Regions from separate parts of the Homo sapiens genome. Here region 2 is linked to region 1. The links are chromatin loops, found by intact Hi-C in ENCODE. Cell type or tissue: CD14-positive monocyte. All regions are shown on one strand. Each heading gives the region's core, and the rest is flanking DNA. Links, peaks and the distances in the headings are about the cores only.

What was found. A loop is a pair of places that touch in the nucleus more often than their neighbours do. Peaks named below come from ENCODE experiments on the same cell type or tissue, not always from the same donor. Only the 100,000 strongest peaks of a DNase experiment are listed, where the experiment ranks them.
Region 2: a loop joins it to region 1, with 6 times the contacts of the local background. A loop is called at or near these places in 3 of 110 quality-filtered maps.

Annotation. Positions count from the first base shown.
Region 1 is chr11:121,566,572-121,583,160 of GRCh38, reverse strand. It overlaps SORL1 (sortilin related receptor 1), which reads right to left. Exons shown (of 48, transcript NM_003105.6): 22 at 16,048-16,221; 23 at 12,891-13,004; 24 at 8,798-8,920; 25 at 5,761-5,880. Among named protein-coding and RNA genes, the nearest start is that of SORL1-AS1, 120 kb to the right of the region's middle. RefSeq lists a silencer at 6,287-6,366 and enhancers at 11,416-11,915, 11,916-12,417, 12,878-13,047, 13,158-13,207. In CD14-positive monocyte, for the core only: no CTCF peak of the experiment used is centred there; DNase peaks (open chromatin) are centred at 4,820, 6,440, 7,750 and 8,410; H3K27ac peaks cover 3,161 bases.
Region 2 is chr11:121,408,308-121,424,896 of GRCh38, reverse strand. No RefSeq gene overlaps it. Among named protein-coding and RNA genes, the nearest start is that of SORL1, 36 kb to the left of the region's middle. In CD14-positive monocyte, for the core only: no CTCF peak of the experiment used is centred there; DNase peaks (open chromatin) are centred at 4,876, 6,156 and 7,476; H3K4me3 peaks cover 2,623 bases; H3K27ac peaks cover 3,509 bases.

The DNA of each region.
Region 1 (16,589 bases), core at 4,797-9,796:
TTTCACAAATGAGAACAGGCTTAGAGAGAATAGGAAAATTAGAGATCATTAAGTAGTAACACCAAGGCAGTCCAAGGCCCAAGCCTGCACTTCTTCTGCTATACCCTGGTAGTTTGCCTTCTCACCTAAGTCCTCTTACTCATCCAGATGCTGAGAAATAAGGAGCGGCAGCCTGTGCTCAGGAGACGGAGTCCTGGACCTGGTGCAGCCACTGTGTGGTGATCTCAAATTCACCATCCTTACAGTGAAACCTAAGGGCCCTGCTAAGTTCTGGAAGGCCATACATTACAATTCTTTAAAAAAAAAATCCAATTTCAAGTGTGAAAAACCTCAGGCCAGAGGAATATAAAAGAGTCATCCAAAATCACAAAGAAAGCAGGCCTAAGAACTTGAAATTGTCTTTCTGTAGAGTTGAGAGGAACATCTACCAGCCAATAATATGTGGTGTCCACTATAATCACTAGAAGCAAAAAAGAAGCTAGTGAAAGAGAGTCACTGTTAAACATGAACAGCCTCCTCTGCACACATGGGCTGAGGCCACCTGGAAGTCATTTAGAACCACCTCAAAAACTCAGTCAAACACTAGTTCAAATGCGTAATATGTGCCTCCAACCCAACCAACACTCCTAACGGTCCTCTCCATCTGATTTCCTCTTCCTCCTCTGAAACAGAAAGCTGTTTGTGTCTGTTCATTGCTGAATGCAAGCCAGGACTGGCCTTGTTTACAACCAGCATAAGATAATAGAACCTAGATAGACGGACTCTCTGTTAGTTTAACTGTGTGGAGAGGATGACACCACAACGGAAAGAAACAAAACACACAGAAGTGGGTTGCTGAGAGCAAACTATAGTTTTCTATTCAACTGAGACAGTTGGCAGTAAGCTGCCCAAGGACTGGGAAAATTGGTTTATGATGTCCTCAGGAATTTTACTGCATTTGAGGCTATTTTTTGCAATGGTCAGAAATCCAAAGAACCTGATTTTTCAAACCACTTTAAAACAAGTGGTAGCTCATTATCTATGTCTTCCCATCTCTCCAAGGACCAAGGCTGTATTTGGCAGCATGTATATACAACTATAAGAAGTTTCAATATTTACAACCTTTGGCACTCAGAATCCATTAAACATCTTTAAAAACTATACTTATTTCTGATAAGAGGAATAAATGTATCATGCATGTTACATGAGTTTCTGCCCCAGTAACAGCCATCGCCTGGAATACTTTTGATTTATTCGTGTCACAAGTCTGACAGCCTTTCAAAACATCCCTCACCGACACCTTGCTCACATTCATAAAATATAAAGTTGCCTAAACCAATTGCCATACTAATCTAGTTATTATTCAGCCTCTGCATTTCATTTTTAATTGAAAACCATTTCAGAGTGCTAGTGAAGTTTCCAAATGACAATTCTGGGAGGCATGGCTGAGATCTCCAGATTCTATCACAGAAGCTGAGCTCAGAAAGAGTAATCAGTTTGCATTCAAGTGGCCAGGTATGGCTGGAATACATAACGCATTATCTTTTTCTAGATTTTTCTATCTTCTTAGTAACTTATGAGCTCTGATTTTGAGTGCCCGGTAAATACTGCATGCTTAATACATATTTTTTTTTTAATTACAAGGATGGAAGAGATGGACTTTAATCCAGACTGAAGAATTTAGGGAAGAAAAAGAATCCTCTGCATGGTAGGATTCATTGTAACTATAAGAATGGTGAAGTTCGTGTGGTAAACAATCGTGGAAATCTAACATCAGTTTCTAATATAGGTCAATATCCTACAACTTAATCTTTGACTCAGGCAGAACTTTCCTGATTCATCAAGACCTGCTGGAATGCCTGATTAAAAGCATTAACCAAACATGAGCAGAGTAGAATGGATGAAATAAGTAGTATAACAGGGAAAGTACTGCCTTATTTCTTACAAAGCGCTAGACTATAAAGAAACGCATGAGGCGTGGTAGCTCATACCTGTAATCCCAGCACTTTGGGAGGCCGAGGAGGGTGGATCACTTTGAGATCAGGAGTTAGAGACAAGCTTGGCCAACATGGTAAAAACTCATCTCTACTAAAAACACAAAACTAGCCAGGCCTGCTGGCACACATCTGTAGTCCCAGCTACTCGTGAGGCTGAGGCAGGAGAATTGCTTGAACCTGGGAGACAGAGGATGCAGTAAGCCAAGATCGCACCACTGTACTCTAGCCTGGGCGACAGAGACCCCGTCTCAAAAAAAAAAAAAAAAGTGTATGAGAAGGGGACCAGGTGCAGTAGCTCATACCTGTAATCCCAGCACTTTGAGAGGACAAGGTAAGAGGATCACTTGCACCCAGGAGTTCGAGACCAGCCTGGGCAATATGGCAAAACCCCATCTCTACAAAACATACAAAAATTAGCCAGGCATGATGGCACATGTCTGTAGCCCCAGCTACTCAAGAGGCTAAGGCGGGAAGATGGATTGAGCCCAGGAGGTCAAGGCTACAGTGAGCTGTCATCGCGCCACTACCCTCCAGCCTGGGAGACAAGACAAAACCCTGTCTCAAAAAAAAAAAAAAAAAAGTAAGTGCATGAGGAAAAAAATGACTATCATCACAATTTGAATGATTAATGACAGAGAAGAAAAAACATAAAGTATTAAAAAAAGAACACTGAAAAATAAAAGGCAGATTTGAAAAAGAACCAAACAGAAATTCTAGATACAAAACGTATACTCATGGAAATAAAAAAAACAGCTCCATGTATATGTGAAACAGCAGATTAGAGTTAGCTGAAAAGAGAATTGTTGAACTGGAAGATAAATCTAGAGAAGTCGCTCAGATTCTAGCACAGAGTCATAAAGAGACAGCAAATATAAAAACAGGAGGGAAGAGAACAACAGAATGAGGCAGTCCAACGAATGGCTTAGAGTAACTGCTGAAGACAAGACCAGAGAAAGTAGCCAACAGGTATAGTTGAAGAGTTAGTAGCTGTAACTTCCCAGAGTTGTCTTTCGAAAAATTCTCAGATCTTAAAACAAACAAAGTCTCAAGCAGGATAAGTAAAAATAATTCCACACCTAGGTAGGTAAAACTAAGAGCAATATAACCTAAAGGTAATTAGAAAGAAAAGAGTGTCTGTTATTATTTGAACAGACAACTAAGAGCAGAATTCAAATCAACACAAAAGAGGCCAGGAAGAAATGGAAGAATTCTATGAAAATACGGAAAATTACTAAAAGCCTAGAAACCCAGACCCATTTGAATTCAAGATTGAGGATTAAATATATGTCTATAATAACAAAACCTTGAAAGAGTTTGCCACTCATAGACTCCTGCTGCAAAACCCCTGAAGGATGTACATTGGTGGGAGGCATTAGCAACAAGACACAGAGGTAGTTGGTAATACCTGTGTGCCTATGCAGAAGTGTGGTTATTTAAAAAGAGTAACAGTGAAGTTTAGGATTTTTTAATATAAAACTAAAATACTAAATATTTAGTGTTTAAAATACTAGGTATTTTAGTACTGGAACTGTAGGCAGAGATTTGGATCAAATTCTAAAGTCCCCATATATCTAGGAGAGAGGAAAGATGTTAAGAATACAAATAAAATGTCTACAGGTAATTGTCCTAAAAAAACACACAGAAATCAGATGTACACGTTTAAAAACAATAGCGGTGGGTTGAGGTGAATAAAGAAACAGCCTCGTGGAAAGTAAAAGTGGCGAAAAGAAAAGCAAAGAGGACGCACAGCAGAGTGCGCATCCAAGCTGATGCCAACAGGAGGTCAGCTACCTTGACCTATTTCTTTTGGCACTGTACGCAGCTTAATTTAGTAGGTCTGAAAATGAGGTGTCATGCCACACATCACCATGAGCTCACATCTGACCTCCAACTATTTTGAGATGACAGAGAAGGTGGATCATCCTTGAAAGGTTTGGAAGAACAGCCCTTGGAACAAGGCTGCAGCTGAGCAGCAAGGACTCTTAAGTTTTCTCCAGTTTGCCTTGCCGGAAGAAAATCAGAGAAAAAACCAGGAGTTTATACAAGCTTGCCTATAGAAATGAAGTAATCAATTCATTCTGTAAGACCGGCACATGCTGCTGAAATGCAAATTTGAGTAAGGCAGTTGTGTTAACAAGATGTTCAATCATACTGCAATTTACAAACTGCAATGTCCAAGTGCACCCTTCTAATCTATTAACTAAGTATCCATCCAAACCCAAAGCTTCCAAACAGCATTCACGTGTTTCCTGTGCCAACGGCAGCTCCTTTATGGGCCTCGGTTCTTCCTCCTTCTGCAGACCATGCTTTAATATACAGAGAGAAGCATTTTCCTGCAGTCTTTTCAGAAGCAGAGGTGCAGACACAGAGGCTGCGCCAGAAAGAACATGGGTGGACTTTACAAGCGAACAGGATTTGGTAACACCACAGAATATCCCATGTGATGTATATGGCATTTGAAGAGATCTATTCACTCCCTTAAGGCCATATGAGGTCACCTCCAAACTAAAAGGAATGGAGGGAAGCAGTTGCATAAAATTACTCAATCCACAAAGGTTCTCTGAGCACATACTCTATTATGTGCTGGACACTGCAGAGAATACAAAAGAGTAAAAGAAGAGGTCATCTCTCTCCGTGGGGAAGCAAGTCTAAGCCAGAGCATAATGCACAGTTATTTATCCTTAGGTCTGAGATATAACAGATGTACCTTCTTTGTATTTCCTTTTACCAATTAGTAGGCGTGCTTTGAGCCGCCAGATGCCGGGCAGTGTAGGAAGTGCTGGGATACTCTGGGGGCAGAGGAGGTTAAGACATGAGATTTAAAAGTCCAATAATTCACAAGATTAATAGCTGGCTTCAGATAATTGAGAAGATGACTCAACAATGAATTACACAATGAAGTCTGAATTATCCGAGTGTAAAAACAGATCTGTCCTTACCATGAAATGTTTAAAGGAAACATCTTTATCTCCCTAGTCCAAAATCACTAGAGGGGTTCAAGACAGAACTGAATAACAGCTTCTCAAGGAGGCTGTAGAGCAAATTTACTCAATGAGTAATAAAATCTGGAACAAAAATTCCTTAATTTTTGTTTTTTGGACAAATTACAATGGGGTACAAAGTGATGATTATAAAATGGAATTTGTTTTCATTTCTCCACAAGCTTCTCAACTCCTTGCACTACCCACTGCCTATCACCCCCAGTCTGCCCTGCCCCATCATAATATATCTGGCCACCATTCATCCACTCATTCATAAAAATAATGTAATGAACATAAGCGAACCCAACAAAAGAATGAGAACACTACCCCTACCTTATAGCACCTAGCACATTCATGTTGTTTCCATCTTTACTTTTAATAAAATCTTACCCAAAACGGGTACAAACACAGTTTACATTTTCCTTGTCTGGGGAACCCCCTGATGCTCCATTTTAAAAAACATGAGCTAGTTCAGTGCTTACTCAAAGTATGGACCCCAGCCGAGGGGCTGGTCTGAAAACTGTTTAACACTGGTCCTGAATGAATAAGAAGCTTGAGCCAGAACATAAATCAACGATATCACTCAGAACACTGTTTAATCAGTTGAAAGCAGGGTGTTGATTTACATTCTGGCACAGGTTCCTTATCTCATCAAAGACCAGCTCTTTGAGAAGCATGAAACTCGCTGATTTCTAAGGTCCAAGCTAATTCTCAGAGCCTAGATTTTCCGATCGTTTAAAGCTATAATGTTAACCACTGCATGAACGGATGAGTGCTGTCAACTGAGTCCAGGAAGTACTGACCGGTACAGTTGGCTTCATCAGACCAGTCCCTGCAGTCGTTGTCCCCGTCACATACCCAGGAGGAGCGGATGCACATGCCGGAACTGCAGTTGTACTCGTCACTCCGGCACTGGTGCATTTCTGCAGGTGAGACCATAAACAGAGAGGTGAGGACAAAAGCTTGTTCAGAATTTTGTCTCTGGTGTCAAAGCTCTCATAAAGGATGGAGATGGACCCGTGATCACCAATGATCCACAGAGACCATGAACGAAGAGACTTTTACCAGGGACAAAAGGTCATTTAACAGCTTCCAGTCAGTGTGCTGCAAATGGGTTACAGGTGGGCTGAGATTCTGAGACCCTCAGACCCTTAGAGCTGCTTGCCTCTTGACAACAGCATCCTTGTCCATTCATCCCAGTGCTCTCCACATATATTATTTTCTATGCTTGCTATGATGGGAAGAAGGTTAGGAAGCAGTGATAGAGGAGGCCAGGAAGTAGAACTTTCAAGAAACAGAGGACTCCTACAGACACAGCCTGTGGTTTGAGAAAAGGAGTGCCGAGAGGTCTGCATGAGCTGATCACCGTGAGATGCTCAGTCAGAGAGAGTAAAATCAGTGCTGAGCTCCCAAAACGGAGGAAACATAACTCGGGACTTTCTGTGGGCAGAGCTCCAGGGACACGGGTGGATGCGCTGTCTCTAGAAGGGTGGGGGCCTGGTAAGAACCAACCAGCAGAGCTTGACCAAGAAGGGGAAGGAGGCTGCCCTGGCAATAGCCTTCAAAGCTCCTGGGGAGATCATGAAGACAGAATGCTATAGGCTGAGCTTATAAACAATAGCAATTTATTTCTCTCGGTTCTGGAGGCTAGGAAAATTCAAATGTTTATACTTCATATGTTGAAACTTCAAATTTGTATGTTGAAACTTAATCACCAATGTGATATTATTAAGAGATGGGACCCCTGTGAGGTAATTAAGTCATGGGGGCAGAGCCCTCATGAATAGGATTAGTGTCCTTAAGAAAGAGGTGGGAGGGAGCTGTTCACTCCTTCTGCCACGCTTGCGTACAGATAGAAGCATTTCCCTGCAGTCCTTCCAGAAGCAGAGGTGCCATCTGACGCTGCAGTGAAGGTACCATCTATGAGGAACAGGCCCTCACTAGACAATAAGTCTGCTGGCACCTCAGTCTTGGACCTCCCAGTCTCCAGTACTGTGAGAAACAAAATACTATTGTTTATAAATTACCTACACTAAGTATTTTGTTATCACAGCCCAAATAGACTGTGGCATAGAACTTTCACATGGAGTTTACAGAGCGTCAGAAAACAGGAGCAGCCAAGCGTGGGGCCCAAGGCAGCCGTCTCAGTCATTCTCGCCAAGAGGCTTGTTGATGGCAAAGCTAGTAAATCAGATATTTTTGAGGAAGAGTGTGGAAACTTACGAAGAGGACCTGCATCAGAGGAAGGGGCTAACCGGGACCCTGGGATGAATTCAGGACAAACTAGTAAGAATGAGCCATGAACAGAGGATCAGGGGGCTGAAACTGCTTCACAGTCAAACATGTACCCAGTACGTGAGCTCAATGATACCAGAAAGAGGGAACCACGTGAAGTTTCCTTCTTACTAGGGCAAAACTAGCTACACATTTCAACCTTCTAAGAGTGCTGGGAAGGAAATGGCAGGGATGAAGGGGAAATAGTTGCACATTCCAAGGACATGTTTTCAGGCACTTGAAGAAGGAAAACTGGGAATTTTTTAAAAACCTTCCAAGAGCCAGGCTAGGGGTATTTTCTGTGTGGAAATGGCCTAGGCTCTGCTCTGCTGGTTAACTTGCATTGAGATGATTTACAAGCTGCCCTTGCTCCCCTTATTTCAGCTGCTGTGAGTCAAACCACCTGCTCATAATCAAGCAGGCTGTGTCCATGTGCGTAAGCACAGCGTGGCTGGACCTGCCCCCCGTGGACAGGGAGAGAGGGCACAGTAGGGCCCCGCCAACTCATCACCACGTCTGGGTCAGCGTCTGACCTCCACTCTCACTTCCCTCTCATGCCTCAATCTGGCACACCATGCTGATTGCATAATGTCTCCTTCGGAGGTCAGCAACTATGAGTCTGGGACCAGGGACTGTTAACTAAGATGGGTCTCATGAAACTGACAAGGAGGTACTGTGCAACAGAAATAGTGGAGGATTAGAAAATGGGAGACATGGATTCCAGTTCCCCATTCTGACACAAACTAATTGTGTCACCTTGAATAAGCCCCCTGACCTCTACAGACCTCAGTCACTTTAGAAAGTAGAAATTAAAAGGATTGGACCAGAGAATCTCTATCATTCCTTGGAATTGTAACCCACTGTTTTTCTAAATATAAAAATGTCCATTCAGAAAACAGATGCTCACTCAATGCCTATACCATCTGCTAACTTCTAATAATAACAGAGTTGAATGAATTAAATTGGTTAAAAAAAAAAGAACAGTTCACAGAGGTGCAGATTTGTGTCTTCAGCAGGCTAATCTCACACCCACTGAGACATGTGGGCCAAGCCTGTAGAGCTGTTAATAACCCCCTGAATTCATTCAGAAATTTACTTCCTTACCATCACCTTTCATCCTTATAGCATCTCTCCAAGGCAAAGCAGGGTCCATTTCCCCATTTTTCAGACTAGAAAACAAAGGCTAATCTAAGAGTAAGTGACAGGAGCTGAGTCCAGGCTCCATCTTTTCTGACCATGAATCATGAGGATTCAGTTCTGCTGGAGACACTTGATCCAGAGTTAATGGGAATCTAGGGTCCCATCCAGAGTTAATGGGAATCTAGGGTCCCAGTTCGCAAGTGTCTCCAGCGAACTGAATCCTCGTGAAAAGCAGCAAACAAACTCTTTAAGAATGGACAGAGAAATGACTCAACCCCACCATGTGGATGGAGAAAGCCATTCAGCTAGAATATCATAAATCCTGAGACGGCTATCAGAAAACCAGTACATACCAGTACAGCCCTGTGAGGGAGCACAATGACCCCCCTCTCCAGAGCAGGGTTTCAGGATGTGATGTCCCCTTACCACAATGACTTTCATCACTGTTGTCTCCACAGTCATCCTCAAGGTCACATTTATAGGACAGTGGGATACAAGTCCCAGACTCCTGGCAACGAAACTGGGTGTCCAGGTCACAGATGGTGGTAGCTAAAATGGGATAGAAAGACAACATATTCCTTAGGTACAATTGATTTCCCACAAATGTAAACATCCTACTGGAAAACCAATTAAAAAATAGAAGAAAGCAGGTATTAATTGTAGCAACAGAAATTAAACCTAGACTTACAGAAGACATAAATTACATGAGAGCTTGAAATTTACAACCAAGAGAGATAAGGGCATATCTTTCTGTGGACAGCTTCCAGATCGGAACAGGACGGGGAAAAGTGAGAAACTGTCATCTGTTGGCGAGAGAGAGTGACAGGCTAGGTGACCTCCTAAGATCCCTTCAGACGCGAAAAGTGTCTTCCTAAATAAGTGACAGAAATACCTTTATCTATGAAACTACGATTAGAGAAGCTCAATTTCACACAAGAAGTTAGCACTTCATTGTACAGATGGTAAAGGCAGCATGGAGGTAGAATTCTACAGTAGGAACATAGGCTCTGTCTGCAGTCAGTCAAGACTGGGTACCAAATCGTGGCTCTACCTCTTCCTGGGGAAATTAATTTTAATCTCCCTACGGCTGTTTTCTCAACAGTAAAACTGGGTAAGATAATGTGTCCTAGTGCTTGAGATCACAGTCAGAGAGACTAGATTTGTTTTTCTGTTTTTTGAGATGGAGTCTCGCTCTGTTGCCCAGGCTGGAGTGCAGTGGCGCAATCTCGGCTCACTGCAACCTCCGCCTCCCAGGTTCAAGCGATTTCTCCAGCCTCAGCCTCCTGAGTAGCTGGGATTACAGGCACCCACCACCAGCCCCAGTTAATTTTTGTATTTTTAGTACAGATGGGGTTTTGCCATGTTGGCCAGGATGGTCTTGAACTCCTGGCCTCAAGTGATCTGCCTGCCTCAGCCTCCCAAAGTGCTAGGATTACAGGCATGAGCCACCACGCCCAGCCAGAAAGACTAGATTTGAATTGAGTCTGCAACCTACAACTTACTTAACCTGCCTTTACTTGGTAGCATTATTATGAAGATAAACCAGGGAACAAGTTTGGAACCAGAGCCTATTAAATAGGATGTAAATATAATGGGCTCTAAACAAATGTCACTTCTCTTCCTCATCATTCCTCATGTCCTTCTGGCATTAGAATGGATACAGAATTAGATTTTTCTTCCTCTCCTAAGTAGATATTTCCTGTGCTTAAGCACAATCCCTGGCACCCCGTGAAACACCCTCCAGGAAAGGCGAGGGGAAGGCAGGCTGCTCTCAGGAGAGTGAAAGGCTGACCCAGGAGGTAAAATGTGGCAGAACAGAATGCTGGCACGGGGGAGGGGTTGTCGTGCACGAAATGCCAAATAGCAATGCTGCCGTTAGACATCCTGGCAGCTCTTATTTGAGGCTCCATTTCTTCTCTGTAATTGAGCTCGTGGTGGGAGGCAGGGGATGAATGCAAAATGACAAGACTGCAGGGATTCGCGTCAAAACCCTGAGTGCCTGACAGTCACCCAGCTAGAGGAATCTGTGTAAGAGGGAGGGAAACCCACTGACAACACCCTCCTGCATCCCGGTGTCCCCCCTCCTCCACTGCTCCCTGGCAGCTGGCAGGGTGCCTCACTTAACTCCCCACATGGCAGTACTCAGTCACTGCGGTCCAGCTCCTGCAGCCCTGCTTAGAAACAGGGAACCTCTCTCCTCCACACGCAACCTCCTTGATGAGGGAGACACACATGCAGGCACAGATAAGCCCCTCTCTCTTGACTCCCAGTCTCTGAGTTTTAAATCCTTCTGGTTCCTCCTCTCCACGCCTCAGCTCCATCTGACATGTGTAGACCTGAGCCAGGTGAAACAGGGAGACGACGGAGCAGAAAGTAGGTCTCGGGGTCTCTGGAAAGTGAATCCCAGCTGACATTCACGCCAAGCTGGGAGGAGGGCAGGGCCAGCTCCATCCTTCATGCACAACTGTGCAGTCTGCAACAGAGCTCAGGGGCTGGGTGGGAGGAAGCCATTGGAGGCAGCAGGTGCCTCCCAAAAGATGCAGGTCTTCATTCCTCTCAAAACTCGGAGCCAATACAAGATTCAGCTTGTCCATTTAGTAGAAACCAAGCCCAAGGGCACAAGGAGGAATGCTCTGCCACCTGTGTCCCTCACTCTTGGATATGAGGTCATCTGGTTTGTATCTCCCTGCTTCCACTGTGCCTAATTATGTCTGGGCAATTTCCTTGTAACTTGTTAATTCTAAGAAGCATCTTCTATCCCACCCAGATATGTAATAAACTCCTTTCCATTATCTGCTTCAATGCTGTTAATAAGCATTAATGTTTTTAAAGAGCTTTGGCTATTCCCCCACAAATATCACACCTTCCTGCAACTCTGATAAAGGAGGCTTTATAGGCCTTATTTTTTGCAGAAAAGACACAGAGAGGCTAGTGCTTTCCCAAATCTGCCATTCAGCAAATAAGCTCTACTCCCTCGGTGTGAAAGGCACCCTCTGAATCCAAGGGAAAACGATTAAGGAAAGGCTTTGTAAATAACCCTCTATCAGCCAAAAGGGGGAGTCTATAGGATTGCAGGGCCCAGATGTGTTTAATGAGCTGGATATTTCACAAGTTGCTTTCTGGGTGAAGTGGCAGGGGAGCCGGGCACAGGCCCCACGGATGACTGGCTAAATGAGTATCTAGAGCTTCCCATTAATCTGTTCTTACAGTACAAATGGGTAAATGAGCCCCTGGGTTGCCAAAGGTAAAATATATAAAAGAGAAGCCTCTGACTTGGTTCCTGCTTCTGGTCTCTCTCCATCAAACGCATTCTGCCCACTACTTATCCTTCCAAAGATGAACTTTCATCACATGACATCAGTGGTTCCCAACTGCTTCTCCGATAAAGTCCACAAAGCCCTTGCTGTCCTGGGCGCTGCCCACTCATCTAACTTCACCTTGGCCCCTGTGCCCATGCCCATTCTCCATAACTCAAACCAGTTTCCTGGCCATGCCAGCTTCCCCACATGCTGCTCCCTTGCCTGTGAATTGATTCCCTCCACCTCTGCTTGGTTCACCCCAGACACTCTCCAGAGCTCTTTGCTAGGGCCTGCCCAAGTTTGCTTTGGGTGCCCATCCTACATGCATATGACACTTCCGCATCGCAGTGCCCGTCACTCTACTGTAACTGCCTATTTTTCTGACTCCTACTTCAGACTGTGAACTCCGTTTCTGCCTTGATCGGCAATATATATGCAGGCCCAGCACAGAGCCTGGAACACAGGGTGTATAGCAACTGCTTGTTGAGTGAGTGCATGACTGACAAAAGGGCAAATCATCTCCTTATAAGATAATGTCGAAGCTATTAAAAATTAAGTGAAGAAAAGATAGTGAAAATTCATGGTTAATAAACTATCTGTTATTTGTGGTTGTTTGGTTTTAACTTCTGCTAACCACAGTCTTATACTTTAGAAGTCAGATCTTAAAAATTATACAGCCTAAAGATGACACTTACATGGCATGTACACCAATGGCCCCACACTGTAGGCCAAGCTATGCATTACTAACCAATGAAAACAATCTCTCTTGAGCCTGGTAGGTAGCCAACATCAACCAACTGGAGTAAATACTCATTTCCCATCCCTAAAAAGGCTGAATATTGAATTTCCAAATCAAAGAATATCACCTGTTTACTCGCCCCAAGTCACCAGCTTTATTACAGAGCCACAGCCAAGATTAGAGCCCAGATTGCCAAATCAATTCAGTTTCAGCCATGTGACGTTTATTTATAAATCTCTTGTAACGAGTGGTACTTCTGGGGTGGTTAAAAAAATATTATGTATATAATATTAATCCTATATATCTAATATCTACCTGTGTATGGAAATATGTTTTCTCTGTCATCTAAGCCCCATCAACTTAGATGGGCATCACCAATCATGGGTGGCCCTCGCCCTAGACCTTAGGCCCTCAGCCTGGGAAGAGCCAACCAGGCTTCTGAGTAATGGTAAGTGCTTAACGTCCAATCCAGAAGACTCACGGCAGTTTCTCTCATCGCTCATGTCTCCACAGTCGTTGTCAAAGTCACACCACCAAATGCTGTTGATACAGTTCCCGTTGCTGCAGCGATACTGGTTGCGAAGACAGGTGTTCTCTACCCATCAGAGTGCGGCAGGGGAGGAAATGAAACCAATATTATTCTTACTGCTGGACCACAGGTCTTTCTCTTTTGAGTTTCCCTCCCTTTAGTAACTATCGGGGGAAATTCAGCCAGATATCGGGTGAAATTCACCCCCGATATTTCACATAGGTTCTTTTCTATTTTCCCTAAGTGTCGGCCGGTCTGAGAAATAAAGGGACAGCGTAAAAAAAGAGAGAAATTTTAAAGCTGGGTGTCTGGGGAGACATCACATGTCGGCAGGTTCCGTGATGCCCCCTGAGCCGTAAAACCACCAAGTTTTTATTAGTGATTTCAAAAGGGGAGGGAGTGTACGAATAAGGTGTGGGTCACAGAGATCATGTGCTTCACAAGGTAATAGAATATCACAAGGCAAATGGAGGCAGGGCAAGATCACAGGACCACAGGACGGGGCGAAATTAAAATTGCTAATGAAGTTTTGGGCACGCATTGTCACTGATAACATCTTATCAGGAGACAGAGTTTGAGAGCAGACAACCAGTCTGACCAAAATTTATTAGGCAGGAATTTCCTCATCCTAATAAGCCTAGGAGCACTACAGGAGACTGGGGTTTATTTCATCCCTACAGCTTCGACCATAAAAGATGGCCGCCCCTCGAAGCGGCCATTTTAGAAGCCTACCCTCAGGGACGCATTCTCTTTCTCAGGGATGTTCCTTGCTGGGAAAAAGAATTCAGCGATATTTCTCCCATTTCCTTTTGAAAGAAGAGAAATGTGGCTCTGTTCCGCCCGGCTCACCGGCAGTCAGAGTTTAAGGTTATCTGTCTTGTTCCCTGAACATTGCTGTTATCCTGTTCTTTTTTCAAGGTGCCCAGATTTCATATTGTTCAAACACACATGCTCTACAATTTGTGCAGTTAATGCAATCATCACAGGGTCCTGAGGCGACATACATCCTCCTCAGCTTACGAAGATGACGGGATTAAGAGATTAAAGTAAAGACAGGCATAGGAAATCACAAGGGTATTGATTGGGGAAGTGATAAGTGTCCGTGAAATCTTCACAATTTATGTTCAGAGACTGCAGTAAAGACAGGCATAAGAAATTATAAAAGTATTAATTTGGGGAACTAATAAATGTCCATAAAATCTTCACAATCCACGTTCTTCTGCCATGGCTTCAGCTGGTCCCTCCGTTCGGGGTCCCGGACTTCCCACAACAAGTAACATGATGGTAAAGGGGGAGGAGGAATGCCAAGCACACGTGTCTACAGGGAAGGAAATGTCCCATACTAGCCTCTTGCTTTCCTCTTTTAGTTAAAATCAAAAGAGAGGAGGAGGCTGGAAGAAATATTTAGAAGCAGATACAATGCTTTAAGAAGGATAACCACAATACCAGTTGAGTCTATTGGGTAGTGAATACAGTACATCAACATTATAAAATACTAATTACACACAGAACTCCTTAATGGACTGTGTCTACACAGAATTAAAACATACAGATTCAATATATCTATAGGTATGTTTTTATATACATAGTTATATATATCCATATATATTCTATCTATCAAGCAAATGAGTTATGAAGATTTTCTCAATACTCTGAGAAATTTTTCTGCCCCATGACTACTTTAAAGCAAGCAATTAAAATTCCTTACAGAAAAAAAATGTATAGTTTGGCAAACTGCATCAAGGACATGCGATGATTGGTCTCATATTTGGATAATCAAAGGCATTCTAATGGGAAATATGGAGTAGCTTTCTTCCCCTTCTCTTGGAATTTAGTGTTGATTCTATTTCTTTCCAAACAGTTTTAAGATTGTATCCATAGCCTGAAAGAAAGTCTCTTGTTTCTAAGAAAGAAAGGCTCATCTTTTTTCTGTTTATATTTCTTAAGGAAGATTGACTAAAAGGCTTGTATTGTGTGTTTCACTGCCTTGGACTTGGGCCGCTGTGAGAAGCAGGGTTAGGATTACAAAGCAAATAGAGTAGGCACAGTGGCTCATGCCTGTGATCCCAGCTCCTTGGGAGGCAGAGGAGGGAGGATCCCTTGAGCCCAGATGTTCAAGACCAGACTGGGCAACAAAGTGAGACCTCGTCCCTATAAAAGAAATTAGCTGGGCTCGTGCCTGTAGTCCTAGCTTCATGGGAAGCTGAGACAGGAGGATCCCTTGAGCCCAGGAGTTTGAGTTGAAGCTGCAGTGAGCCGTGAATGTGCCAGCCTGGGCAATACAGCAAGACCCTGTCTCTTTCTTGTCTCTTTAAAATATATATAAAAAAAAAGGCAAATAGAATCACAGATAAGGAAAAGCAGAAATTCTGGCCATCAATCCATGCACTTCATGGCAAGGTGCCCTTGCAGGGGTTCACCTCACTCACAGAAACGTGATGCTGGAGGCGGGGGAAGTGGTGACAGTAAAAATTACACAGGAAGGAAAAACTTTTTAAATTTCGGAGGAAAGAAATGTTAAATCTCTATATTCAAATTCAGAGGGGGAGTGGGTGTAAGGCTGCTCTTGCTGCTTGGTCATGGCATAAGGTCTAGACTCAAAGTGCTTTGCAAACATTGGTCTGAAAGTTCAGGACACACTGGGCTAGGCTACGGTGAGAGGATGGACAACCGTTAGGTGAGAGTAAACGCGGAAGGAGTCACACTGGTTATTTTTCCCAATCAGGTTGGTCCAACTTATGCAAAACAGGAGCAGGTAAGAAACCTGGATGTGAGGGATGGGTGAGGAGAGGAAGAAGCAAAAGAATAAAAAGGGAGACCCTGAAGAAAGCCTGTGCCATCTGACATGAAACCAAAAACCACAGCTACTACTTAGAAAGGTACAGCATAGGCCTGTTCTGAGTGAGGACTGAAGGGCCTCTTTGACCCTTACCAGGACTTAGAACCCAAACCAGTATTCTTATGAGTATCTGGTAGGTTTGATTTTTACCTTGGACTTTTTCCAATAACACGAAAAGGTTAGGAAACAGAGAGCTATCCCTCCCTCCCCTGGCGGGGAGCAGGAAACAAAGGAAGGAGGATGACAGGCAAAAAAGAAAAAGGGAAGTACCTTGTTTGACACAGGTATTGTTCTTGAGCTGATAGCCCTGAGGGCAGTCACACATCAGGTCCCCTGATGGAAGCACACTGCTGGACACATCCTCTGGACACCTGCAGCTTCTACTGTTGTTGGCCTTGGGCAGGCACAGCAGGCTGCATGGCCTGGGCACACAGGCATTGCTTCCTGGAGGGAAGACAAACAGCAGCAGGTAGGTTAATACACACCATGAGGGAGGTACTGAATACAAGAAGGAGACCCACTGCAACCTCCTCGTCTTACGGAAAGGACAGCGAGAAGCTCTCAAGGGTCAAGTGGCAAGCTTTGGGGCGCCTACTGTGCTGAAAACTTCTGCTCAGTATAACCAGTGACTTGCATCCTGTCTTCAGCCAGATCAGACTGCCCCAGAGCCAAGCCAGGCAGCAGGGTTCCTCCTGGGAATTTGTAATTGGGTCACTGAAAGACAAGAAAGCAACCAAGGAGCTGGAGCCAGGGAAAGGGTCACAGAGCATGGGTGTTGAAGTGGCACATGGCAAGCCAAAACCGTGTGGAAG
Region 2 (16,589 bases), core at 3,792-8,791, 160 kb after region 1:
TAGCTAGGATCACAGGTGGATGCCACCGTGCCCAGCTAATTTTCTTGATTTTTTTATAGAGACAAGGTCTCGCCATGTTGCACAGTCTGGTCCTGAACTCCTGGTTTCAAGTGATCTTCCTACCTCAGCCTCCCAAAATGCTGGGATTACAGGCATGAGCCACCATGCCCAGACGCCACACACTTTTAAACAACCAGATCTCACAAGCACTCACTCACTATAGTGAGGACAGCACCAAACCATGAGGGATCTGCTCCCATGACCCGAACACCTACCGTCAGGCCCCACCTCCAACATTGGGGATTACATCTCAACATGAGATTTGGAGGGGACAAATATTAAAATCCCTCTCTGGTAACTGTGTGCAAATTGGGTAGGAATGGGTCAAGAATAGAAGAGAGGACACCAGTTAAGAGACTAAATGAGAGGGAATAGTGGCTGAGAGAATAGTCTGGAGAAGGGGACCGTCATGTATGTTCTGGAGGTTGACACTGTAGGACTTGCTGATGCACTGAGAGTAGGGCATCAGGGGGAGAGATAAGAGTTGACTCCATGCTTCCAGATCATCGTGCCATTGACTCAGATGAAGGTTCTCAGGAGAAGAACCATCAGGGGCAGGGGTGTGTAACTTTTTGCAGAACAGGTTTGTATGTCTTTCAGTGGCCAATTTCTTCTATCCAGGGGGAATTCTGGGGATGAACTGAGAGAAAAGCAAGATTGAGAACAAAAGGGAATGTGTGCTTTATCTTTGACTGATTGGTTGATTGATTCATTGATTCATTCATTCAACAGATATATGTTGGATACCAATCATGTGCCAGACTTGTCATGTGTGATAAGTGCTATGAATAAAGCGATGTGAGGAGTAAAGAATTAAGAGACAGTGTGTGTGAATGTGTAGGAGGTGGTTTGCTGTTGTATATATGGTGGTTAGTCAAAGCCTCTCTGATAAGGTGACATTTGATTGGAAAGCTGAAGGAGGTGAGGAAGTAAACCACCTGCATATCTGGGGGCATCCTAGGCAAAGGAACTATGAGTGCAAAGGCCCTGCTTGTTTTGTTCCTGGAGCAGCAGGGAGGCCTGTGTGGGTAGAGTGGAGTGATGGAGGGGTGCACAGTGGGAGGTGAGGCCAGAGAGGTAGTGGGGGCCAGGTCTTATAGGGCCTTAGAAGGTCATTATAAGAAATTTGGATTTGACTGTGGGTGAGATGGGGAGCCACTGGAATGTTTCTACCTTTATTGAGGACCCACTAACGAGTCCCATTTGCATTCCTTGTTCCTATTAAATGAAGAGAGTTTCAACCTTGGCTAGTTTGCAGTGAAGCATAAGAAATAGATCAATATCTCACACTATTAGGATGTCTACTGTCAAGAAAAATAGAAAATAAGTGTTGGTGAGGATGTGGAAAAATTGGAACCTTTGTGCAATCTTGATGGGAATGTAAAATGGTGCAGCAGTTATGGAAAACGATATGGAGGTTCTTCAAAAAATTAAAAAATAAGATTACCATATAATCCAGCAATCCCACCTCCGAGTATATATTCCAAAAGAATTGAAAGCATAGCCTTGAAGAGAGATTAGTACACCCATGTTCATAGTAGCATTATTCAAAATAGCTAATAGGTGGAAGCCACTCAGCTGTCCATGGATGGAAGAATGGATGAACAAAATGTGCTATATACAAACGGAGAAATATTATTCAGCCTTGAAAAGAAAGGAAATCTGGTCAGGCATGGTGGCTCATGCCTGTAATCCCAACACTTTGGAAGGTCGAGGCAGGCAGATTGCTTGAAGCCAAGAGTTCGAGACCAGCCTGGGCAACATAGTGAGTCCCTGTCTCTATAAAATTTTAAAAAATTAGTCAGGCATGGTGGCACGTGCTTGTAGCCATAGCTACTCAGGAAGCTGAGGCAGGAGCATTGCTTGAGCACAAGATTTGGAAACTGAAGTGACCTATGATCATGCCACTGCACCCAGCCTGAGCAACCGAGCAAGACCCTGTCTCTAAAAAAAGAAAGGAAATCCTGTCACATGCTGCAACATGAATGAATCTTGACGACATTATGCTAAGTGAAATAAGCCAGTCACAGAAAGAACAAATACTATATGATTTCACTTATATGAGGTATCAAATGTAACTAAGTCCATAGAGACAGAAAGTAGTATGGTGGTTGCCAGAGGCTGGAGGCAGAAGGAATAGAGTTGTTGTTTAACGGGTATAGTTTCAGTTTTGCAAGATGAAAACATTTTGGAGACTGCACAATGTGAATATACTTAACACTGCTGAACTCTACACTTAAAAGGGGTTAAGATGGTAAACTTTATATTATGTATATTTTAGCACCGTTAAAAAAACTTATTATTGGAAAATAATGACTTCTTAAATCAAGATTAATAGCATGTAACCCACACACTACTTTGTTTGAAAAAAAAAAAGATCAAGAATAATGACATAAGTGTATGTACATATTAATAAAAACTGCCTAAGCCAAAAAATATCAAGTATCTCTTACGTAAGCCATTTCACCCCTAAGCAGCTTGAGATATAATATCTGCAGGTGGCAAATTCTGCTATCAGGGACACAATTTAGGAAAAATGGGAAAGCATCCATCATTCTTTCAAAGTTTCTCAACTACCAAAAATCTTATCCATTCCATTCAACCAAACAGCATGTATTGACCCTTGACTACATTTATAGCAATATGCTAGGTACCATGGACATATACAGACAGATAAGACACCCACCAAAACTTCTCTCTCCCCTTTCCCTCTCTCTGAGTCAAAAATCTCTTCCTTCCCTTTGATCTTTGCCTAATTTTCTCTTTGCCACGCCTAAGATATGGTTTCTTTGCTCATACAGTCTTGGTCCATGTTTCTCTGAGCCTCTGAGACCTGGAAAATTGATATTGGCTGGTTGTTGGTAGAACTATTTGCTCTTCTTGAGTGTCATTTTTCCTTGCTACCATCCTTAGTAGGCTGCAGGCTAACCCTTCATTTCCTTTTAGGTGCTGCTTCAATTCCTCTTGCCTCTGATAATTCTCAAAGAAGACCTACAATATATTCAGGCCACTGCCCAATTTTAGAGACATTTCCACCCTAGTTGTCATGGTCAATGTCTGAGCTTTAATGCTTCCTCCTGAGCCGTGGTTCATCCAGCTAAGTCATGCTTAATGATAATTAGAAAAGAGGTGACCGACAGGGGGATTTGAGTCCATGGCTTAGTCATCAGGGAGAGATATTTTTTACTGCTAACTCATATGACAAATCTGTGAAGCACTGTTGGCTACCGTAATTTATTTTATTGAAGTAAGAGGTTGTGTTTTTTCTAACTTTTCAGTTGAGCTTACTGACCTGTATAAAGTCAGCAAAATCAGGTAATTTTGTGTACGCATCTTTGTAGAATCTACACTAAATACTGGCAATTGAGATGAAGTGGATACAGTTGGTGTTCTTTAAATATTTACATCCCAAAGCTGATACAATCACAAAACAGTTCACCACAATGCCATGAAATATTGTATGCTCATGGATTATAATGACTGATTAATTCACAATTGCTTCCCAGGTAAGTTTTAGAAACTAAGCACCAAGGCTCCCCTCTTTGCAGACCTACTGGCCTACCCTGGAATTGCCAGGTGCTCAGCCACTGATCACAATAACAGTGAGAACATTCAGTAGCACCTTCCTAAGTCTTTGGCTTAGTTTTCCAACTGTTGTACTCTGGACTCCCCTCTTTAGTGACTGGTAACTTGGCGTTTTAATTCAATATTAGGCTTCAGATGGCTATAATGTGTTAAGTAACTCTTTTTCACAATGCACATTTATTGAGTTCTCTCTTAATATTCATCAGACATTCCTTAAGAGGCCTCTCAATGGCATGGAAAGGCAATCTGGTTTTGCAGCACATATCTGCACACATCTGTCCATTCCTCAGGAGAACTATAACCACAGCCTGAGTCCCTCCATTTTTCCATATTGCCTTTGGGAGCAAATTTTAAAAACTTAATCCTGCATTTGATAGGTCACTAGCATTTATCTGAGTAACAAGGCCAGTTTCCTGCTGTGCTAAACCTTTCAAAATCATACAAAGCTTCACCTGTATGTTCCTAATCCCACTTCCACATCCTGGCATGGAGTTTGATGTCATAGCCACATTGCATGGGTTTATCCTGCAGAGTGCAAGAGGAAAATCATTCTGGATTTTAGAGAAGAAAATCCAAGACAAGAAACAGAGGTAGCAAGAGAGAGATGTCACTGGTGCACCACTAAAGAAAAACCTCAAGCTGCCAACGTCAGCTCTACAGAGAAATGGGGACTGAAACCAAAGAGAGGGATTTCAGACCTGTGTCAGCTGAAATCTAAAATGCAGTCATTCATTTAGACAATAGCTAGGAAGTTATTTTTATGTATCAGTGACTTTGAAAATGCAATATCAATCATGGTGTTATTTCTCTTGGACCTGGGGCGAAAGGACTCAAGTGGAAGGTTCCCATTACCACAGCGGTATTTCAGGGAGTGAGGAATTTGGGAGGGAGGAAAAACAGTATGTCCCTCATCTGGGGATTTTCTCTCCTCATAACTGATCTTTTAAAATCCTTTATGTAGGGATTTTGCAAACTGACTATGAAAAGGAAAGCCCCACTATCTCTTACTGTGCCATCAACTCACACTGTAAAAGGAGCAAAAAGTGTTTTAAAAGCCAATTTGACCAGAGCTGACTTATTTTACTTTGTTTATCGACAGATGTCAATATCTTTATATTTCTTATCTCCCCAGTGGACTGTAAGCTTCGGGAAAGGCAATAGCTCTGGAATAGTTACTGCGCTACTGGAGTAGTGCCCATCAGACTGTGTGTAAATGAGACTTGGCTGTCAGTCACCCTGGGAGGCGATGCACATTCATTCTCAGGATGCTGCTATTGCTCAACTGATTTTTAGAACTCTGAGAGGGAAGAATTTTCTAACCCTTTCCATTTGCCTTTAGAATTGGTTCATATGTCACCCCAAAATCAATTTTTTATACTTTATAATCATCATATTCCTTTTTTTTTTTGAGATAGAGTCTTGCTTTATTGCCCAGGCTGGAGTGCAGTGGCGCGATGTGGGCTCACTGCAACCTCCGCCTCCTGGGTTCAAGCGATTCACCTGCCTCATTCTCCCAAGTAGCTGGGATTACAGGCATGAGCCACCATGCCTGGCTAATTTTTGTATTTTTAGTAGAGACTGGGTTTCACTATGTTGGCCAAGTTGATCTCAAACTCCTGACCTCAAGTGATCTGCCCGCCTTGGCCTCCCAAAATGCTGGAATTACACGAGTGAGCCATGTCTAGCCACATTTCATTTTTCAAAAAAGCTTTATTGAGGTATAATTTACATATAATAAAATGCACTCACTTTAAGTGTACGATTAGATGATTTTTAGTAAAGTCACAAGTATGCAACCCTCACCACAATCCAATTTTAGAACACCTCCATCGCCTATTCCCATCCCTAGCCCCGGGCAACCACTAGTCTACTTTCTGTCTGCATAGATTTGCCTTTTCTGGATACCTCGTATAAATGGAATCCTATCATATATGATCTTTTGCGACTGGCTTATTTTGCTTAGCATAATGTTTTCAAGGTTCATCCATGTTGTAGTGATGCAGATGCACCCCAAAACTGGAGCTTAGCTTGGTGGGTTCTTGGTTTCACTCAGAAAAGAATTCAAGAATCAGCTGACAGTGAAAGAAAGCAAGTTTATTAGAGCAACAGTGTACATCACAATGGCTGCTCCATAGAGCAGGGCTAACCCATAGGCAGAGCAGGGCTAACCCGTAGGCAGAGCAGGGCTAACCCGTAGACAGAGTGGCCCAGAGCAGCAGTGTACAGCAAGGTGGCCACTCCATAGGCAGAGCAGTGCTGTCCCATAAACAGAGCAGCCTAGAGCAGCAGCAGCAGCTGCAGTCCCAAGCAGGAGCAACAGCTGCCACAGCTGTCACAGATTGCTGGCCAGCTATATTTTTGCCTACTCTTAACTAAGTGCTAATTATGGGATTATTCAGAATTTTCTCGAAAAGGGGCGGGGAAGTTCCTGGAACCATGTAAGGCAACTTCCCACTCGTTACCATGGCATTTGTAAACTGTCTTGGCACTAGTGGGAGTGTCTTTATGCTAAGGAGCAGTGAGGGCAACTAGAGGTTGCTTTCGTCACCATCTGCTGGTTTCCGCCAGTTCCTCTGCTACATCCTGTTTTGATCAGAAGGGTCTGATTGGAAAACAAGTCCATCTACCTCAGTAGCATGTATGAGTACCTCATTTCTTTTTAGGGCTGAATAATATTCCATTGTATGGATATTATCACATTTTGCATAGGCATGGACATTGGAGTTGTTTCCAGTTCAGGGTTATTATGAATAAAACTACTCTGAATATTCACATATGTTTTTGTGTGGACTTATTTTTTTAAAATCAGAAAATATATTCCTCAATTTTATCTTGCCTCTACTCTCAGTGGCTTCGCAACATTGAACATATTCAAAAGAATGAACCATAGGCTCTGAGGTGATGCCCAAAGAAAAGATGTTCTAAAAATACTTTCTACGCAGATAACACCATTGGATTAAGAATATTATCTCCTGAAGGCCGGGTGTGGTGGCTCACGCCTGTAATCCCAGCACTTTGGGAAGCCGAGGTGGGAGAATCACAAGGTCAGGAGTTCGAGACAAGCTTGACCAACAGGGTGAAATTCCGTCTCTACTAAAAATACGAAAATTAACCAGGCGTGGTGGTGTGTGCCTGTAATCCCAGCTAGGAGAATCACTTGAACCCGGGAGGAGGGGTTGCAGTGAGCTGAAATTGCACCACTGCACTCCAGCCTGGGCAATAGAGTAAGACTCCATCTCAGAAAAAAAAAAAAAAAAAAGAGTATTATCTCCTGAAATAATTGTTCTAAAGATGACAATACTCATTTGATATATAAACATAGGTGTATTGTTTGTAAATAGTTAATCTCATGTGTACAACTTAATTACAGCACGCTTGTGAATCTGCAACAGTTTAGCACAGTATTTTGCAGATAGAAGCTGCTTGATAAATATTTGCTGACTGAGTTTTTAAATGCCCATAGTGGTTCCTCTTGGAAAGTAAAATATCAAAAGTTTCAATGTTTAACAGCCTTTTCCCATTTTGTATAAACAAAGCCAAAGCCCTCCGAGAGAACATGACAAGCTATCCAAAGAGCTCCAAGTCACAATTATCTATCAGACAGCCTTATTGATCTTCCTTCAACTTGAGAGGCCTCAGGCAAAGCAATTGCTCTGTAGGCTTGGAGGGGCAGGAAGCATTTGTGTGGGGCCTGTGGGAGCATTGGTTTCACCACTGAATTATGCCTCCATGAGAAACAGCCAGAGGAGCCCAGCTCTTCTCGGCAAGGGCCCTGCCCCTTGCTGGCACGTTTTCTTAGAAGTTGACTGGCCCGGATCCAACATTGGCTAACTTCCTCTCGGTTGCTCCCTTGCACACTGTTCCAAGCCTGTGTGGTCAGATTTGGGCTGTTAACTCAACAGACTCCAACCACAAGGAAACTAGAACCACCCGGTGTCCCCTCTTGCTGACATTCTAGCCACCTTGTTGGCTCTGGGCAGCTGTGAATGCATCTGGGCCTGTGGTCTGTGGGCTCTGAGGCAGCACTCAATGAAATCCCATCTTTAATTGGACAAATGAAGTGTCCTCCTCTGGGTTTCCCCAGTGCTCAAGAAAACAGTGTATGAGAAATGTAGCCAGCGTGTCCACCCACAGCATGAGCTCTTGTGTGCCTCTTCCTTAGAATGGCCGCCCAGGCAGTAGGACCACAGCCCCCAGCACAGGAGAACCCTTCATCCAGGTGTTCAATGCCTCAATAGTTTTCCACTGTCATGTAATCATAAGTTGATTCTGTTTTAATTTTCAAAGCACTTTTTCAAATAGATATCAAGTCACTATTAGCACAGATTTTATAACATTTTAAAATGTATTTAAATAATTATAATTATTTCCCATCACAAAATATTAAATTGCATTCTTACTAGATATCAATTAAAAAATCAATGCACTCAACATTTTCTTGTTTCTTCATTACTTGTTTATCTCCCTTAAAAAAAACTATCAGGCCAGGCGTGGTGGCTCATCCCTGTAATCCCAGAACTTTGGGAGGCCAAGGCGGGTGGATCACCTGAGGTCAGGAGTTCGAGACCAGCCTGGCCGATATGGTGAAACCCTGTCTCTACTAAAAATACAAAAATTAGCCAGGTGTAGTGGCACACGCCTGTAATTCCAGCTACTTGGGAGGCATGAGAATTGCTTGAACCCAGGAGGCGGAGGTTGCAGTGAGCCAAGATCATGCCTTGGCACTCCATCCTGGGCAACAGACCAAGACTCCATCTCAAAAAAGAAAAAAAAAGTATATATATTACTCATTAGCCAATTAAAATTTTTTTCTAGCATTGCTGCTGTCTTAACAACTCTATTCTTAGAATATTAGAGTGCTCTCTACACCTTCCTTTTTTTTTTTTTTTTTTAAATAATAATCCCTAGAAGGCCAGGCACAGTGGCTCATGCCTATAATCCCAGCACTTTGGGAAGCTGAAGTGGGAGGATTGCTTGAGGCAAGGAGTTTGAGACCAGCTTGGGCAACATAGCAAGACCCCATCTAAAGAAATAAATGTGCAATAACTGAATAAAATATTTAGTGTTTGTCTTTGACTTTGTGGCTCACTCTCTGCAGGGCACCTTTATGTTTGTTTGCCTATGTCCACACCTTCACCTCTCTCCTGGTGATACTCTGCTCCCTCCTCTGTCCGTGTGATCTGGGTGATTCTTTCCTCTTCTTACCCAACTATGACTTCCCCACCCAGGAATTGGCAGTGACCCAATTTGACTAATCAGAGCCCTTTTCCAGCTGGAACTGAAGGGGGAGAGGGCTTTTTGCTCTGGGATGAAAATATTCTGTTATTTGTTTAAGAAAGTCCCAAATGGGTTTTATCACTTGCAACAGAAAGCCTTGACTTACATACTTACCTTTCCCTACAATCCTGGTCACAGTCTTTCCAGTCCTGGAACTTTATTACTGACTATTTTTTTTGAGTCAGGGTCTTTCTCTGTTGCCCAGGCTGGAGTGCAGTGGTGCGATCTCAGTTCACTGCAGCCTTGACCTCCCGGGCTCAAGCTATCCTCTTGCCTCAGACTCCTGAGTAGCTAGGACCACAGGTGTGTGCCATCACATCCAGCTAATTTTTTTAAAATTACGAAATTTTTAAGGTGGTACTCACTTATTCTCCCCATATTTCCCAGGCTAGTCTCAAACTCCTGGGCTCAAGCAATCCTCCTGCCTCAGCCTCTCAAAGTGCTGGGATTATAATTACTGATTTTTTTACTTAGCACATTTTTAAACTGTCATGATACTTTTGCTTTGTTTTCTTTTCATTTTATAACCTAATGATTTTTAGTGGCTCTGAGGATCACCACAGATGAGAGATAAGAATAGGAAGGTGTTTAGAAACTCCATCACTGTGGGACATTGTAGAGAACTGGGTGTTCAACTAGGAAAAAGAACAAAACAGCCTAGAGGAAGGGGTGGTAGATATAAAGCTAGTTGCAATTATCCGAAAAGCTTTTAGGTGGAGAGAGTTATTGTTTGTCATCCTGTAGGGCCATTGATTGCTGTAGTTGGAATTTATGGAGAGGCTGACTTCTGTTCTTTATAAAGAGAATATACTTTCTAATAACCAAGGTGTCCCAAAAATGAAACAGGCCTCCACTCAAAAATTAAGAATCCCAGGACTTAGATGTTATCTTTTTAAGGACTCCTGGGCTAGGAATGTAACCTCAAAGATCCTTTTAGTTCTTCAAAGTCTGCGATGTTGAGATGGAGATGAAGGTGAAAATGTTGCTGGTGAGAGAGCTCAGGAATTCTGCCTACGGTTCGAACCAGCCTCTGTCTTATATAGAAACAGGTCCAGATCCCATATCCTGCCATGATCATTAATTTCTCTGACCTCATTCTCTTTCAGTGTTGCCTGTTATAATTTTTATTTGGTATAATAGCAATGTAAGATACCTGGAAAAGGATACCTAAATAATTTAAGTGGTAGCTGGAGGAACTTGCATCTCTGGATCTTGGTATTCTTATGTGTAAAATGGGGAACTTGGACTATCTCAGAAGTCTCCAGGCTTTCCTAGTAGAAATTGAGAAGTAATCCGCAAAGATGGACGGGTGAGAAGATGCAACCTCCAGTGTTCCACATGCAATGCTTTCCAGCTGCCTCCAGACATTGGAATTGTCTTACTGCAGGAGAGGTACATGGAGGGAAGGAAGGCTGAACATGAGGAGATGTACACAGAACTGATTATATAATTTGCAGGGCCCCTTGTTCAAAATAATAAGAATTTCAAGACTGCAATAGTAGAACATTGAACCAAGCATGGGTCCTTGTAAGTGTGGGGCCCCAGGCAACTGCACTAGTTGTTCCTTTATGAAGCCATCCTGAATATGTTACAGGCCAAGAGGCTGTGGCTCCCCATGTAATGAAAATTAACATAAGGCCAAGCAGGTTTCCTGGACAAGGATTCTATTTTGGGGCTTGTGCTAGAGCACAAGAGAGACAGCCAAAGGGAGATAGCAGAGGCAAAAGGATTCTCCAGCTGGCTCTCTGAAAAAAAGCTGTTAGGGATTATTATTATTATTATTATTATTATTATTATTATTATTATTATTATTATTATTATTTTGCCTTGAGATGGAGTCTCACTCTGTCACCCAGGCTGGAGTGCAGTGGAACGATCTCGGCTCACTGCAACCTCTGCCTCCCAGGTTCAAGCAATTCTCCTGCCTCACCCTCTTGAATAGCTGGGACTACAGGAGTGTGCCACCATCCATGGCTAATTTTTGTGTTTTCAGTAGAGGTGGGTTCACCATATTGGCCAGGCTGGTCTCAAACTCCTGACCTCCTGATCTGCCCACCTCGGCCTCCCAAAGTGCTGGAATTACAGGCGTGAGGTCAGGAGTTTGAGACCAGCCTAGCCAACATGGTGAAACCCCATCTCTACTAAAAATACAAAAATTAGCCGGGCATGGTGGTGCACACCTGTAGTCCCAGCTACTTGGGAGGCTGAGGCAGGAGGATCACTTGAACGTGGGAAGTGGAGGTTGCAGTGAGCTGGGATCATGCCACTGCACTGAGATCGTGCCACTGCACTCCAGCCTGGGTGACAGAGCAAGACCCTGTCTCAAAAAAACAATAAAAATAAAAATGAAAAAGTTAAAGAAAAAAAAGGAAGGTGGGATAACTTTGCTTGCTGAATCTTCTGGCTTCCTTCTTTCTCCCATGCTGGATGCCACCTTCCGCTCCTCCTGCCCTTGGACATCAGACTCCAGGTTCTTCAGCCTTTGGACTCTGGGACTTGCGCCCGTGGCTTTCCGGGGTCTCTTGGCCTTTGGCCACAGACTGAAGGCTGCATTGTTGGCTTCCTGGTTTTTGAGGCTTTCAGACTCAGACTGAGCCACTACCAGCTTCTCTCTTCCCCAGCTCACAAACGACCTATCATGGGTTTTCATGATTGTAATTGTGTGAGCCAATTCTCCCTAATAAACTCTGCCTTATATATATACACATGTATCCTATTGGTTCTGCCCCTGTGGAGAACACTGACTAGTACGGTGGAATGCAAGAAAGAATGCCGTAGTAGGGGTGAGCTGAAGCCAAGCTCCATCCCTACCCTGTCTCATGACAACACCCTGTATCAACTGGACCAGTTTAAAACAACTCATTTGAGGCTCCTTGTCTAGATGATTTCAAAACTCTCTTTTGGCTATAATAGAAGATACTTCAATCAATAAATCAATTAAAAGCTTTGCTGATCATCTATATATTAAAAAAAGTTGTGATTCTATGAGTAAGTAATAGAAAAAAACACATAAATGCAGAATTACTAAATATCTCTGAATCCTCCAGAACTGGGGGGGATTCTGGGATGATTGTGGCTTTGACTCATTATCACAATCTGTTTCAAAGAGGCCTGCCAAATAAGGAGATTTGCCTGCACTTTTTTTTTCTTTTTTGAGATAGGGTCTCACTCTGTCACCTAGGCTGGAGTACAGTGGTGAGATCTCGGCTCACTGCAAACTCTGCCTCCCAGTTTCAAGTGATTCTCCTGCCTCAGACTCCCAAGTAGCTGGGATTACAGGTGCACACCACCACGCCTGGCTAATTTTTGTAGTTTTACTAAAGAGAGGGTTTCACCCTGTTGGTCAGACTGGTCTCAAACTCCTGACTTCAAGTGATCCACCTGCCTCAGCCTCCCAAAATGCTGGGATTACAGGCGTGGGCCACCACGCCAAGCTGCCTGCACTTTTTAAACAGACATTTTATCCCCATTATCCCCATTTGTCTTTATTCAGAATCACACACATCCATTTACCCTTTCCTCTGGGATTGGGGTCAATGAACCACACTTCTCTTATTCATTTCGCAACTATTTACCACACTGGAAATATGTTAAGTGCCCCACAGTGTGCTAAGTTCTGTAAGGTACTGGGAGCCAGGCCCCAGCCAGAGATGACTGGTTAGGGAAGGGGAAGAGTTGGCTAAAGGCAGGGAATATCATGAGCCAAGGCGTTAAGGTCAAAATCTTAAACTGGGAAATGGCAAGGAATCCAGTGTGGCTAGAGTATAAGGTGTATATGAGGGAAAATGTAGGAGGTGAATATGGCAAGGGAGTTTGGAGCCAATAGTGGAGGCTTGTGAATGCCATAATAGTTAGTCCTTGAGCCTATGAATAAAAAGGAGTTTTTGAGCAGAGAAGTGCCAAGTTCAGAGCTGCCCTTATAGGGAGTTAATTTGTCAGTCACATCCAGCACTAAAAAGTGGTAGCTATTATTATTATCATATAATTATGTAATCATTAGGACATTTATTTAGAAAAAGTAACCAAGAACAATGTACAGCAATGCCATTTCCCTACAGCGTCCTCCATGTGGAGCATTATCAACTCTTCTTGTCTGTCTCTCCATTTAGTGAGGCCTTTCTTAATTTCTCAGTGTGGAGGTCTTGCTCATCATTCATTAAATTCATACCCATGGATTTTTTTACACTGTTTTATATATATATTACTTTAAAAATCATTTTCAATTTTTCATTATTAATACGTAGAAATGTAATTGATTTTTATGTTAAAATTCTATCCTATAAGCTTTGAAAGAAATAAAAATATTTTACCTCCAAATATTTCTTTGACATATTTTGAGATGGCTGTCAGAGGGCCAGCAAACAGAAGTGGCCCTGTAAAGCTGTCTTATTCCTTCCCATCAAAGAATAAAGGTTTTTGCTTTTTGAAATCTTTGAATCATCACTTTGGCTACATGAATCACTATTATTTCACAGTGAGCTGTGATCCTATTTTGAGCAAGTGTTTTAAACCTTTAGTATCTGACAAACTTTCCAAAATCAAAATTTCAGATTTGAAATTTTCAGGGAGATTTGCATCTGCAGAGAATCTGCATTGATGCAGCCAGGCCTTCCTTTGCCCAGATCTAGGAAAGATTCACTGAGAGACTGACATCTTTAAAGGTCTGAAAAGAAGCATTACCATCTATTCTCTCTGAAGACTGCTACCTGTGAGGTTTCATCTCCATACAAGACAACCTTTGGTGGCCAGGCCTCTTCTTCTTTCCTTCCCAGGACTTCTCTTGCCACCATCACCTTTTTTTTTTTTTTTTTTTTTTGAGACAGAGTCTTGCTCTGTTGCCCAAGCTGGAGTGCGGTGGCACGATCTTGGCTCACTGCAACCTCTGCCTCCGAGGTTCAAACGATCCTCCTGCCTCAGTTCCCCTAGTAGCTGGGATTACAGGCACGCACCACCATGCCCGGCTAATTTTTGTATTTTTAGTAGAGATGAGTTTTTGCCATGTTGGCCAGGCTGGTCTCGAACTCCTGACCTCAGGTGATCCACCCACTTCCGCCTCCCAAACTGCTGGTATTACAGACGTGAGTCACCGTGCCTGGCCACCATCACCATATTTACCATCATAACCTGCTTTGGGTCATGCTCTGAGCCGCATTCTCTCTAACCTCAAGATGGTATAGAAGCTTCTGCACCCCATTGGAGGATTGGGTCTTCATTCTGAAGGCTCCTATGTCATATAAAACTGTGATCAAATACATCTGTATGCCTTTTTTTCCTACTGTAATACTAGCCTTTTGTGAGTTGATTTTTCAGTGAAACTTCTGAGGGCAAAGGGGGAGTTTTTCCCAGGTTTGCCTCAAACTCCTGGGCTCAAGCAATCCTCTTGCCTCACATCCCAAAGTCCTGGGATTACAGGCATAAGCCACTGTGCCCAGCCTATAAAGTTTTATTAAAATTAGCTGTAACATTAATAATACACTGATACAAAGGTAGAATTAGGTTTTCTCTTTTGAACAAGATTTTTGTGTAGTATTAAGGGATAGTAAAATATTTTTTGGTGTACTTTTGCGTAAACTGAAAAAAAAAAAAGGTGGGGTAGAGGGAAGAGAGGGAGAGAGAGATTTTGTTTGCCTAATGGTTTCTATTAGGTCTTATGATTGTTTTGAAAGCTGTATTCCTTCCCATCAAAGAATAAAGGTTTTTGCTTTTTGAAATCTTTGAATCATCACTTTGGCTACATGAATCACTATTATTTCACAGTGAGCTGTGATCCTATTTTGAGCAAGTGTTTTAAACCTTTAATATCTGACAAACTTTCCAAAATCAAAATTTCAGATCTGAAATTCATTCTTTTTGACCTCAAACTAACTTTTTGAATGTTAGGGCCCCTAGACATCCAAGAGAGACATATTACGCTTATTTGGTATGTTAAAATCATATGGAAAGCATTATTAAATAAGAAATGGTGTTTAACTTTTGGAGGGTTATGTTTGTATAAATATGTTACTAATATGTGCTCCAAATTGTATGATTTCCTAAAATTCTGATGTGTCTTGGTATACATTATCAATAATAATTGGAATTATTATGTTCAATTGTTGCATGCCATAAAACAACGAAATGTTCTTGTCAATTGTGTCTGTATTTATGGCTAAAACTTTTGTCACTCATAGACAATTATTGTTTTACTTTGATTCTTCTTTTAAAAAAAGCAGTTTATAATGAACTACGGTCCAAAATTTGCTTTCTCTGAAAGAAATTCAGGGAAGGTCTCCTGAATACAGTTTTCTAACTTTGGATATCATACCATTGGACTAGGGAAAAAAACCTTCCAGGATTCTAATTAAAAAGCTGATGTGCTCATGAGGATTGCTAACCCAACATCAAGCAGAACAAGAGCTAATTACATGGGGCTGAACTAAGAAAGGACTAAAAAACTTTTTGTTTGATACATAGCTAATTCTTTTTATGTTTTGATTTCCAGAGTCAAAAAAAAACAAAAAAAAAACAAAAAAAAAAACAAAAAAAAACAAAAAAAACCCTTTTCTTTTGAGCTATTTATAGCTTACAAGAAATTGGGTAAAGTATACTTCGTGAGCAAAATTTGAAGCATTTATCTTTCTTTCTACCTGATATCTCCAGAATTTGGAAACTTTTTTGATTATTCTTAATTTAGGACAAGACAGCTATTTGCGTACATTCAATATGAATCTGTATTCTTTTGGAGGATTTGACTGGAATGGAATATTTTCAGATATGACCAGATTGCTTTGAGGAATTGAAGTTGACTTTATAGAGCTAATAAAAAACCCAGTTTCTTTGCAAGTTTCCTGACCTGTGTACCTTGACTGAAAAGGTACCTTTACAAGGTACACAGTTTCTTCACAAGGTTCCTGACCTGTGGTAAGTGACGAGTGTTACTTTCTGACGTGCCCAGGAACCTCAAGTTATTTTGGGACCTCAAGAAGAGAAGAATTTACCCAATTCATACAGGCATTGCAGACAGTCAATGATTAATGACAAATCCTTGCCTTGGTTTTATAGCCTCAAGGCTTTTAAAAGTCTAATCTGAGATTTCTTATGAAAATGTTTCCACAAAGCCAATTTGAGAAAAGCCTGTATGGTCAATCACTATTCTTGCTGCACTTTATGCAAATAACCAGGCCAAGTATAATAAGATAAAAACTTATTTTACAAATAAATTTGTCCTGCTATGATTTGTCTTTGGTAGAAATTTGCGGGACTGGGCCAGGTGTGATGGCTCACGCCTGTAATCCCAGCACTTTGGGAGGCCAAGGCGGGCGGATCACCTGAGGTCAGGAGTTCGAGACCAGTCTGGTTAACATGGCGAAACCCCATCACTACTAAAAATACAAAAATTAGCCGGGCGTGGTGGCACATGCCTGTAATCCCAGCTACAAAGGAGGCTGAGGCAGGAGAATCATTTTAACCCGGGAGGTGGAGGTTGCAGTTAGCTGAGATCGCACCATTGCACTCCAGCCTGGGCAACAGGAGTGAAACTCTGTCTCAAAAAAAAAAAAAAAAGAAATTTAGGGAACCGGAGAGAGAAAATTATGTTTCAAAGGAAAACTGTAGAACATCTGTTATTAGATTCTAGCCTTGTTCATTGTTTTTGAGATTTTATCATTTGCCTGCAACTTGTACTGGAT